Linked DNA regions of Homo sapiens: region 1 is linked to region 2. The links are chromatin contacts, found by Hi-C or POLR2A ChIA-PET in ENCODE. All regions are on one chromosome and are shown on one strand. The core of a region is the stretch at or near the end of the contact, and the rest is flanking DNA. Distances in the headings are between cores, read along the strand shown. Region 1 overlaps CDC42BPA (CDC42 binding protein kinase alpha). Region 2 overlaps CDC42BPA (CDC42 binding protein kinase alpha).

What was found. Hi-C counts contacts between places; a loop is a spot of excess contacts on that map. ChIA-PET counts read pairs that join two places held with the same protein, here RNA polymerase II (POLR2A). Pooled maps may share reads with other maps.
Region 1: a map of Calu3 shows a loop between it and region 2 (2.4-fold over the local background). The contact joins two enhancer-like sites. A Hi-C loop is called at or near these places in 8 of 168 maps with a recorded cell type or tissue (A673, Calu3, adrenal gland and 5 more) and 3 of 50 pooled maps. POLR2A ChIA-PET finds 5 or more read pairs at or near these places in 2 of 52 experiments (H1 and MCF 10A).

What each region holds. Positions count from the first base shown.
Region 1 is chr1:227,295,436-227,301,405 of GRCh38, reverse strand. The region is part of intron 1 of CDC42BPA (CDC42 binding protein kinase alpha); the gene reads left to right. Among named protein-coding and RNA genes, the nearest start is that of CDC42BPA, 20 kb to the left of the region's middle. Within about 2 kb of position 2,050, at least 2 of the 41 ENCODE cell types and tissues checked have a DNase peak (open chromatin) inside an H3K27ac peak, as active enhancers do.
Region 2 is chr1:227,244,639-227,250,252 of GRCh38, reverse strand. The region is part of intron 2 of CDC42BPA (CDC42 binding protein kinase alpha); the gene reads left to right. Among named protein-coding and RNA genes, the nearest start is that of CDC42BPA, 71 kb to the left of the region's middle. Within about 2 kb of position 4,193, at least 2 of the 41 ENCODE cell types and tissues checked have a DNase peak (open chromatin) inside an H3K27ac peak, as active enhancers do.

The DNA.
Region 1 (5,970 bases), core at 801-3,300, 53 kb before region 2:
CTTGGCGACAGAGTGAGACTTCGTCTCAAAAAAAAAAAAAAAATGTCTACATCCTTTACTCCTACTTCACTGATCTTATTTTCAAACTTGTGTTTTTCTTTTTGAGGTATTTCTAAGTCCTGTAATCGAGGAGCTCAAAACTGGATAGAGGGAATGGGAAATTTGTGTTAGAATTTATGAGTATATTCTTTGAGCAGATCAGTCTTTTTCTTCTTCAGTTATTTCTCTGTTCTTATGATGGCAATTTATAGTCTTTGTCTTAGGAGTTTAGTTGATTCCTAAAAAACCTATGTAGGTTAAATTCGTTAGTGATACACAGATACTTCTGTGAACACACAGCAAAAGAACACTAACAGAGCAGTGAAGACAAATCACACAAATGATGTAAATGACGCAAAGGATGGATATGATTATTATTTCTTAAAACTAAGGAGCTGCCAGGTGCTATGAGGAGGCATCAGAATACGTGTCAACTATACAACTGCAAAGGTAGCTTTGGTTTAGCAGCGCTTACCCGCTCTTCTGATGTTCAAGTTGATACTTGTAAATGCAAAGAAATGCCGTGTGTGCGTGTGTGTAAATTCTCATAGCTTTTGGAGTACAAGAGGTTTTTGGTTACATGGATGAATTGTATAGTGGTGAAGTCCAAGATTTTAGTACACTCGTCACCTGAGTACTGTACATTTTACCCAATATATAGTTTTTTATCCCTTACCCCCTTTCTTCCTTCTCCCTTCTGAGTCTCCACCTCCATTATACTACTCTGTCTGCCTTTGTGTACCCATAGCTTAGCTCCCACTTATAAGTGAGAACATACGGTATTTGGTTTTCCATTCCTGAGTTACTTCACTTAGAATAATGGCCTCCAGCTCCATCCAAGTTGTTGCAAAAGACATTATTTTGTTCTTTTTATGGCTGAGTAGTATTCCATGGTATGTGTGTATATATATACCATATATTCTTTATCCCTACATTGGTTGATGGGCACTTAGGTTGGTTCCATATCTTTACAATTGTGAATTGTGTTGCAATAAACATATGTGTGCAGGTGTGTTTTTGATGTAATGACTTATTTTCCTTTGAGTAGATACCCAGCAGTGGGATTGCTGGATCAAATGGTAGATATACTTTTAGTTCTTTAAAAAATCTCCATACAGTTTTCCATAGAGGTTGTACTAACTTACGTTCCCAGTAGCAGTCTATAAGTGTTCGCTTTTCACCACATCCACAGCAACATCTGTTGTTTTTGACTTTTTAATAATGAGAGGTGCCTTATATTAAATGAAATTCCTCTTGTAATGAATTTCAACTTCTCCTAGAGAAAATCCCTTGAAAATCTAAAGAACTGACCAGCTCTTCCCTACATGTCTGTTTTAGGGCAAGGTTAAGAGAAGTTTGTTTCAGGGGATTGCTGAACTGTAGGACTCTGAGAAAACTGGTCCGCTTTCTAACTACTCCTGAGTCAGGTTTTCAGAGGACGAGAATGACGTCTTTATTTACTTTAACATTATGACTCTTTACATTCAGATGCATATTGAAAAACACACCCCAAAAGAAATTATTATTGAATTATGTAATACTTTGCTTCCTTGTATGAGAAATCATTCTGTTTAGTTTGTTGACTACTTCTGTTGCTCAAGGTCGTTTTTATTTTCCAGACTGTGGGTCATTTATTTTGTTCATGATTGCATACCTAAAAATTTATCTTGCATTTTATCTAAAGGGAAAAACATCAAAATAGTAGCAAAGCCATAAAAAATTTACATAATAAATCTGTAATCATTTTAGTTTCTAAATTTAATGTCTTTGCTGAGAATCAATAGAATTTAAAGCAGATATTAATCAGTGTATCTAGATAACATTATATATTTACAGCTTAAAATAGGGTTAGGATGAAATATTTATGACAGTTTAGTATATTTTGTTTTCAATTAGGTGTATTACTAAAAAACATGTAAACCATTCCATTTAAAAAAAGAAGTAAAAGGAGATGATGTAATATAACTAGTATTTGGAAATGACAAAGGAATTTTCCCTCCAGCTGTAGAAGTATTTCCTTTGCAACAGTGTTTCTCATTTATGTTTCAGTTCTCAGATATACAAAGATGATTGCTGTGAGAGGGCATTAGTTTTTTAACAGACAATTAAATTCAGTTTTTGAAAACCCTAATTGTTTAGTGTTCGTCAACCCTAAGAATTTTTACATAAAGCTGCTTAAATATTAGTTAAAAAGTCAAGTTTCATTTTCTTTCCAAAATTCTCTGCACATGGCTCAAACTGTATTTGAGTCTGAATTTCTTTTGAAAATCCAGTAAGCTTTATGAAGAAATGCCAAGAAAATGTTTAGTTCAAATTTACTCTTCTTTCATAGAATGACTTTCACTTTAACTGTTTCACTTGATTTCTATTTATGCTACTCTACAGCTGTCCATTTGTGAAAGTTACCAGCCTCTAGAATGTAAAGAGCTATATATGATTCTATTCTAGCATATTGAGGTGAAGTTATAGATGAGCAGTGTGTTTTGTTCAGCTTAGTTTTGATTAATTTTCCTTTTTTATGGATATTGAATTATCTTTATAATTCAGTGAAAAGGCAGTGTTTGAGATATTTCATGTGCTTTCTTCTCTGTAAAGTTCTCAGTTTTTGTCACTGAAACCTATAAGCCACTGAGCGGCTGCTGTCTGTATCTGCTTATGCCAGATAGTCCTTGGCTTTCATTTGCCAGAATGCAGCAAGCTTTTTGTTATATAGCTTCAAATGGCTTTTTTCCTTAAAAGAAGCATGTTTTTGCTGGAGAAGTATGAATCTATATTAACAGTTGATTATAAAGGACAAAACTCTGGGACAGCCAAATGGAAGTGATGCGTAGGGCAAGGTTTAGGGTAAGGGAGTAGAGGGGGAGGATTTCCATGCCCTCCTTAATTTTCTTCTGAGTTTTTAGGTTATAGCACCAACATACTAATGACACTAGCTTGTTTATATACATGTTTAGCCAAATTATGAAAAGTAAAAGAAACTATTTACCTGAGGATATTATTACAAAAAAAATGCCTCAAGTTGAGTAAGGGCAATTATAATAGTGGTTGAATTTCTGGTACTATTTTGTCATAATTTCACTTGTTATTTTTTATGTGTTTGTGTATATTTCTTGGATGTGCTTTAACTGTTGCTTGTCTTCAGTACCTTGGCAATATATATGAATTTGGAATTGTGGCACGACTCTGGGGAGGGAGGTATTCTGGAAAATGCCATATGTGTGAAATTTTTACCTACTACACTGAGAAAGAGAGATTTTTTTTGAGACAGATAAAAAAAAACATTGTATATAGTCACACTGCTTTTTCTCAGTCTGCTTTCTTTTGGTGTATGTATATATTTATGTATGTATATATTATGTATATATATGTATATATATGTATATATGTGTGTGTGTGTGTATATGTATATATACACACACACACACATAAAACAAAATTTGCCATTTTAGCCCCTTTAAAGTGTATTATTTGGTGGTGTCAATTACATTTCAAAATGTATAACATCACCACTATTTCAAAAACCTTTTCATCACCTCAAGCAGAAGCTCTGTATCCATTAACCAACAACTCTACATTCTCTCCTTTCCCCAGTTTGTGGTAACTTCTGATCTACTTTCTGTCTCTCTGAATTTCTACATATTGTAGATATTTTGTATAAGTGGAATCATTTAATATTATTTTGTGTCTGGCATATTTCATTTAGCATGCTATTCGTAAGGTTCATTCATGTGGCATTATGTGTCAGAACTTCATTCCTGTTTATGGCTGAATAATATTCCATTGTATGGCTATACCACATTCTGTTTATCTGTTCATTTGTTGATGGATACTTGCGTTGTTTCCACCTTTTGGTTATTATGAATAATGCTGCAGTGAACATTGGCATACAAGTATCTGTTTGAGTCCCTATTTTTAACTCTTTTGCATATATGCTTAGGAGTGATATTTCTGGGTCATATAGTAATTCTATGTTTAACTTTTTGAGGAACTGCCAAACTGTTTTTCAAAGCAGTGGTACCGTCATACATTCCCACCAGCAATGTATGAAGGTTGAGTTTTGCTACATGCTTGCTAACATTTGGTACTTTCTGTTTTTTGATTAGTCATTTTAGTAGGTATGAAGTGGTAGGTGGTTCATTGTGGCTTTGATCTACTTCCTTAATAATTACTGATAACGAGCAGCTTTTCATGTGCTTATTGGCAATTTGTATATCTTCTTTGGAGAAATGTCTGATTAACCCTTTGCCCACTTTAAAAGATAGACTATTTTTAGAAAAGTTTTAGGTTCACAGTGAAATTGAGCAGAAGGTATAGAAATTTCTTAGATTTCCAGCCTCCCCATATGCATAGTCTCGCCTATTCTTTGTCTATTTAAAAATTGCATTTATCTTTTGTTGTTAGAGTTCTTCATACATTCTGGATATTCTTTGTCATGTATATTATTTACACATATTTTCTCCCATTCTGTAGGTTGCTTTTTCACTTTCTTGATAATGTGCATTAATGATATACAAGTTTTTCATTTTGATGAAATCCAATTTGTCCCTTTTTTTTTTTCTTGTGCTTTTGGTGTGATATTTAAGAACCCATTGCCAAATCCAATGTCATATTGGTTTACCCTTTGCTTTTTTCCAAAAGTTTTTTTTTTTTTTTTTTTGATGTGGGGAGAGTCTCTCTCTGTTTCCCAGGCTGGAGTGCAGTGGCACAATGTCGGCTCTCTGCATCCTCCGCCTCCTGAGTTCAAGCGATTTTCCTGCTTCAGCCTCCCAAGTAGCTGGGATTACAGGCATGTGACACCATGCCCAGCTAATTTTTGTATTTTTAGTAGATGCGGGGTTTCACCATTATGGCCAGGCTGGTCTCGAACTCCTGACCTCAAGTGATCTGCCCACCTCGGCCTCCCAAAGTGCTGGGATTACAAGTGTGAGCCACTATGCCCGGCCTATTTTTTTCCCAAAAGTTTTGTGTTTCACTTCTTATATTTGTTATGAATCCATTTTGAGTTAATTTTTATATATGATTTGAAGTAGGTATCCAACTTCATTCTTTTCCATGTGGAAATTCCAATTGTTCCAGATTTGCCATATAGAAAAGAGATTATTCTTTCTGTATTGAATGGACTCAGCATCGTTGTGGAAGATCAACTGGCCTTAGATGTTTGGATTTTTTTCTAGACTCTCAGTTCTATTCCATTGATCTATATGTTTATCCTTCTGCCAGTACCATACAGCCTGGATTGCTATAGTTTTGTAGTAAGTTTTGAAATTGAAAAGGGTAAGTCCTCTAAACTGTTTTTCCAGGTTATTTTGGCTTTTCTGGGCTCCTTGCAGTTCCATATTGTGATGATTGGCTTTTCCATTTCTGCAGAAAAGGCTGTTGGAATTTTGTTAGGGCTCTTCTTTATTAACAAAACCCGATTGACTGTGTTTTCTAGCTTTATTTCCAGTTAGGTGTGGTCACGTCAGTAGTTCTGGCTGATTGATGTACAAAGTGATGTGTGATGCTTACCAGAAGCTTCATTAAAAGGAAGGCTTTCCCCACTTTATTCCCGTCTGCTGCACAGAACACATGTGATGTTTTCAGAGCTTGGACTGTGATGATGAGGGCATGAGGGCCATACTCCAAGGATGGCCCAGCAGTGAGCTGGAAGCATCCTGGATTCCTGACAGCTTTGTGAAACTGCCATACCAGCATTGGACCTTCAAATGTCTTTTACTTGAAAGGAAAATATATTTTCATTTTGTTTAAATTGGGGTTGAGTTTTTTGTTAGAGCTAAACTTAATTTATACACTTTTCCTACTACATTAACTTGGTTATCTCTTCATTGTGTGTACTGTGTGAGGGAGTGAGATAATATATTACCAGAATTGCTGGAACTATACTTAATTTAAATTTTTTTTAATTTCATGCTGGGCATGGTGTTTCATGCC
Region 2 (5,614 bases), core at 2,944-5,443:
GCCTCCCAAAGTGCTGGGATTAACAGGTGTGAGCCACCATGCCTGGCCTTATTATTATTATTTTTTTTAATTTTTGTGGGTACATAGTAGGTTTATATATTTATGGAGTACGTGAGATATTTTGGTACAGGCATGCAATGCTTAATAATTGCATCATGGAAAATTGGATATCCACGTTATTTCAAAATGGACATTCAAGCATTTATCCTTTGTGTTACAGAAAATCCAGTTGTACTCTTAGTTATTTCAAAATGGACAACTAAATTATTATTGGTCCTTTGTGTTACAAAAAATCCAGTTGTACTCTTTTAGTTATTTCAGAATGGACAATTAAATTATTATTGACTACAGTCCCCCTCTTGTGCTACCAAATACTAGGTCTTCGTCATTCTGTTTTTTTTGTACTCATTAATCATCCCCATCTCCTTTTTCTCCACATCCTCACCAGCATTTGTTATTGCCTGCCTTATGGATAAAAGTCATTTTAACTGGGGTGAGATGATACCTCATTGTAGTTTTGATTTGCATTTCTCTGATGATCAGTGATGTTGACCACTTTTTTCATATGCCTGTTTGCCATTCGTATGTCTTTTTTATAGAAAGGTCTATTCAAATCTTTAGCCCATTTTAAAAATTGGATTATCAGATTGTTTCCTATAGAGTTGTTTGAATTCCTTGTATATTCTGGTTATTAATCCCTTGTCAGATGAGTAGTTTGCAAATATTTCCTCCCATTCTGTGGGTTGTCTCTTCACTGTGGTTTGATTCTGTCTCTTCACTGTGGGTTGATTGTTTCCTTTGCTGTGCAGAAGCTTTTTAATTTCGTGTCATCTTATTTGTCCATTTTTGCTTTGGTTGGCTGTGTTTTAAGAAATTTTTGTGCAGACCAGTGTCCTGGAGATTTTCACCAATGTTTTCTTTTAGTAGTTTTATACTTTGAGGTATTAGACTTAAATCTTTAATCCATTTTGATTTGTTTTTTATGTAAGGTGAGAGATAGGGATCAAATTTCCTTCTTCTGCATATGGTTATCCAGTTTTCCCAGCACCATTTATTGAAGAGACTGTCTTTTCCCTAACATTCTTGGCACCGTTGTTGAAAATTAGTTCCCTGTATGTATGTGGATTTCCTTCTGGGTTCTTTATTCTGTTTCATTAATCTATGTGTCTGTTTTTATGTCAGTACCATGCTAGTTTGGTTACTGTAGCTCTGTAGTATCATTTGAAGTCAGGTAATATGATTCTTCCAGTTTTGTTCTTTTTGCTTGGGATAGCTTTGGCTATTCTGGGTCTTTTGTAATTCCATATAAATTTTAGGATTATTTTTTCTATTTCTGTGAAAGAATGTCATTAATACTTTGACAGGGATTGCATTGAATCTGTAGATTGCTTTGGGCAATATGGATATTTTAACAGTATTGATTCTTCTAACCCATGTACATTGAATATTTTTTCAGTTTTTTGTGTCCTCTTCAGTTTCTTTCATCAGTGTTTCATCAGTATATTGATGTATGTGTGTGTGTGTGCATACCTCACATGTATGTTTATATACTTCAATTAAAAAATACACATAGATAACTTGATGAATTTTTACATTTTTTTGTAGGGGACAAATAAATAATAGCATTTTATTCTTATGCCATTTGACCATAGCATTTGTGTTCTGTAGTTTTCACTGTAGACATCTTTTACTTCTTTGGCTGATTTAAATCCTAGGTATTTAATTTTATTTGTGGCTATTGTAAATGGGATTACTTTTTTCATTTCTTTTTCAGATTGTTCACTGTTGGCATAGAGAAATGCTACTGATTTTTGTATGTTGATTTTGTATCCTGCAACTTTACTGAATTTGTTCATCAGTTTGAATAAGTTTTTTTGTGTGTGTGTGTGGAGTCTTTAGGTTTTCCAAAATATAAGACCATATCATCTTCAAACAAGGATAATTTGACTTTTTTCTTTCCAATTTGGACACCTTTCATTCTTTCTCTTGTTTAATTGCTCTAGCTAATACTTAAAGAACTATGCTGTACTTGAATATTGATATCTTTCTCTAGATTTGGAAAGTTCTTATTATCCCTTTAATAAACTTTCTACTCTTATTTTCTCTACCTTCTCTTTAAGGTCAATAACTCTTAGATTTACCCTTTGAGGTTGTTTCCTAGATCTTATACATGCTTCATTCTTTTTCATTCTTTTGTCACCTCTGTGTATTTTCAAATAGACCATTTTCAAGCTCACTAATTCTTGCTTCTGCTTGATCAGTTCTGCTATTAAGAGACTCTGATACATTCTTTAACATGTCAGTTGAGTTTTTCAACTCTAGAATTTCTGCTTGATTTTTAAAAATTATTGTTTGTTTATTTATTTATTTTGAGATGGAGTCACACTCTGTCACCCAGGTTGGAGTGCAGTGGTGTGATCTCGGCTCACTGCAGCCTCCATCTCACAGGTTCAAGCGATTCTCCTGCTTCAGCCTCCTGAGTAGCTGGGACTACAGGTGCATACCACGCCTGGCTAATTTTTGTATTTTTAATAGAGATGGGGTTTTACAGTGTTGGCCAGGCTGGTCTCGAACTCCTGACGTCAGATGATCCGCCTGCCTTGGCCTCCCAAAGTGTTGGGATTACAGGCATGAGCCACTACGCCTGGCCCCGTTTTTAATTATTTTAATCTGTGAAATTTATCTTATAGAATCCCAAATTCCTTCTCTGTGTTATCTTGAATTTCTTTGAGTTTCCTCAAAGTAGCTATTGTTTTTTAAGATGGACTGTCACTCTGTCACCCAGGCTAGAGTGCAGTGGCACGATCTCAGCTCACTGCAACCTCCGCCTCCTAAGTTCAAGCCATTCTCTTGCCTCAACCTTCTGAGTAGCTGGGATTACAGGCGTGCACCATCATGCCTGGCTAATTTTTGTATTTTTTTAAAAATAGAGATAGGGTTTCACCATGTTGGCCAGGCTGGTCTTTGACCTCAAGTGATCTGCCTGCTTGGCCTCCCAAAGTGCTGGGATTACAGGCATGAGCCACTGCACCTGGCCAAAATAGCTTTTTTTTGAGACAAAGTCTCGCTCTGTTGCCCAGGCTAGAGTGCAGTGACACGATCTTGGCTCACTGCAACCTCTGCCTCCCAGGTTCTGTGATTCTTCCATGTCAGCCTGCTGAGTAGCTGGGATTACAGGCACCCACCACCACCCCTGGCTAATTTTTATATTTTTAGTAGAGATGGGGTTTCACCATGTTGGCCAGGCTGGTCTCGAGCTCCTGACCTCAAGTAATCCACCCACCTCGGCCTCCCATGGTGCTGGGATTACAGGTGTGAGCCACCGTGCTTGGCCCAAAATAGCTATTTTGAATTCTGTGTCTGAAATGTCATGTGTCTCTGTTTCTCTAGGATTGATCCCCAGTGCCTTATTTAGTTCATTTGGTGAGGTCAGGTTTTTTGGATAGTGTTGATGCTTTTAGATGTTTTCGGTGTCTGGACATTGAAGAGTTAGGTATTTATTGTAGACTTTGCAGTCTGGGCTTGTTTGTACCTGTCTTTCTTGGGAAAGCATTCCAGGTATTTGAAGGGACTTGGGTTCAAAGGCCAATAACACAGTGGTTTTTGCAGTCTTATATAGGTATTGTCTTGGTGGTCTTGGATAAGATCCAAAAGTTTTCTCTGGATTACCAGGCAAAAACTCTTATTCTTTTACTTTACTTTCTTCCAAACATATTGGGTCTTTCTTTCTGTATCGAGCCACCTGGAACTCTGGGGATTTGGTGATACAAGCACCCCTGTGGCCACCATCACTGGGACTGTGCTGGGTCAGACCTGAAGCCAGCACAGCACTGGGCCTTGCCCAAGGCCCTTCCCTTCAGGGTGGTGAGTTTCCCCAGGCCCCGGGTGTGTCCAGAGATGCTGTCTGGTAGCCTGCGATTCTAGTTAAAAACCTTAGCAATCTACCTGATGTTTTATTTTTACTACGTCTGTGCTGGCATTCAAACCACAATACAAAAAGTTCTTCCCGCTCTTCTCTCCCCTTTCCACATGCAGAGGAGGAGCGTCTCTCTGTGGCCAGCACCATGACTGTTCCATGAGCAGTTCTGCCAGGCCACACCACCAGTGTTCACTTAAAGCCCAAGAGCTCTTTCATCAGCTTGTGGTGAGTGCTGCCAGGCCTCGGACTCACCCTTCAGGCAGTGGGCCCCCCTCTGGCCCAGAGCCGGTCCAGAAATGGTGTCCAAGAGGCTGGACTTGGGGATCTGAAAAGCCTGCCTTTTGTTCTGTCCCACTGTGATACCTGAAAGCAAGACAAAGTTCCCTTTACTTTTCCCTCTGCTTTTCTCAGACAGAAGGAGTCTTTCACAGTGGCCACCACAACTGGGAATGTGCTGGGTCTCCTTTGAAGCAAGTAGTCTCAGACCTCAAGGCCCACAGCATACTCCCTGGGTATTGCTGGTGCCCAGTGGCAATTCATTGCCCAAGAACTCTTTAGTCAGCAGGTGATGAGTCCTGCCAGGACTGGATCCTTCTCTTCAAGGCAGCCGGTTCCCTTTTGGCCCAGAGTGTGTCTAGAAATATCATTGGGGAGCTAGGGCCTGGAATGGGGGCCTCATGGCTCTGCCTGGTGCTCTGTTCTAGTGTGGCTGAGCTAGTATCCAAGATGCAAGACAATGTCGGGGCTGGGCATGGTGGCTTACGCCTGTAATCTCAGCACTTTGGGAGGCCAAGGTGGGCAGATCACCTGAGGTCAGGAGTTTGAGACCAGCCTGGCCAACATGGTGAAACCCTGTCTCTACTACAAATACAAAAATTAGCTGGGTGAGGTGGCACGTGCCTGTGGTCCCAGCTACTCGGGAGGCTGAGACAGGAGAATTGCTTGAACTTGGGAGGCAGAGGTTGGCAGTGAGCTGAGATGGCACCACTGTACTCCAGCCCAGGCGACAAAGTGAGACTCCGTCTCAAAAAAAAAAAAAAAAAAAAAAAGATGCAAGACAAAGTCCTCTTTACTCTTTGCTCTTCTGTTCTTAAGCAGAAGGAAGGAGTCAGTCTGGTTCCTGTGAGCTGCACTGCCTGGGTTGGGGGATGGACAGCTGATGCCTCCCTAGGTCATGAGCAACCCTAGTTCACTGGCTCTAAGCACTAGGAGTTGCCTAGGAATTGGAGTCCTTGTTAGAACCCAACTTGACTGCCATTCAGGTTTACCTAGGACCCCAGAGCACTTCAGCCTGCAGTGGTGATGCTTGCTGGGAAACTCGTTCTGACTTGCTGGGATGGGTGACTCCCCTTTGGCTAGAGCTAGTCAAATGCCCCTCCAAGCATGGCCACTGGCTGAGCCCAGCAGGGCTTCATTCTCTGCTGTGACAGGGCAGCACTGAGTCTCTGCGCTTTCCCTCCCTGAAGTATATTCTCTCTCTCTACCTCATGGCCATTGCCAGGGAATAGGAAATAGGGGTGGCATCCATGATTCAAGACTGTCTCTCCTGTCTTCCTCAATGCCTTTTTTTCAAGATATGAAGTTAAAACCAGGTACTGTGATTGCTTACCTGAGTTTTGGTTCTTGTGAGAGTGCTTTTCTCTTTGCAGATAGTTTTTAAAATTTGCTGTTCCAGCATGGTGTGGGAGAGCTTGA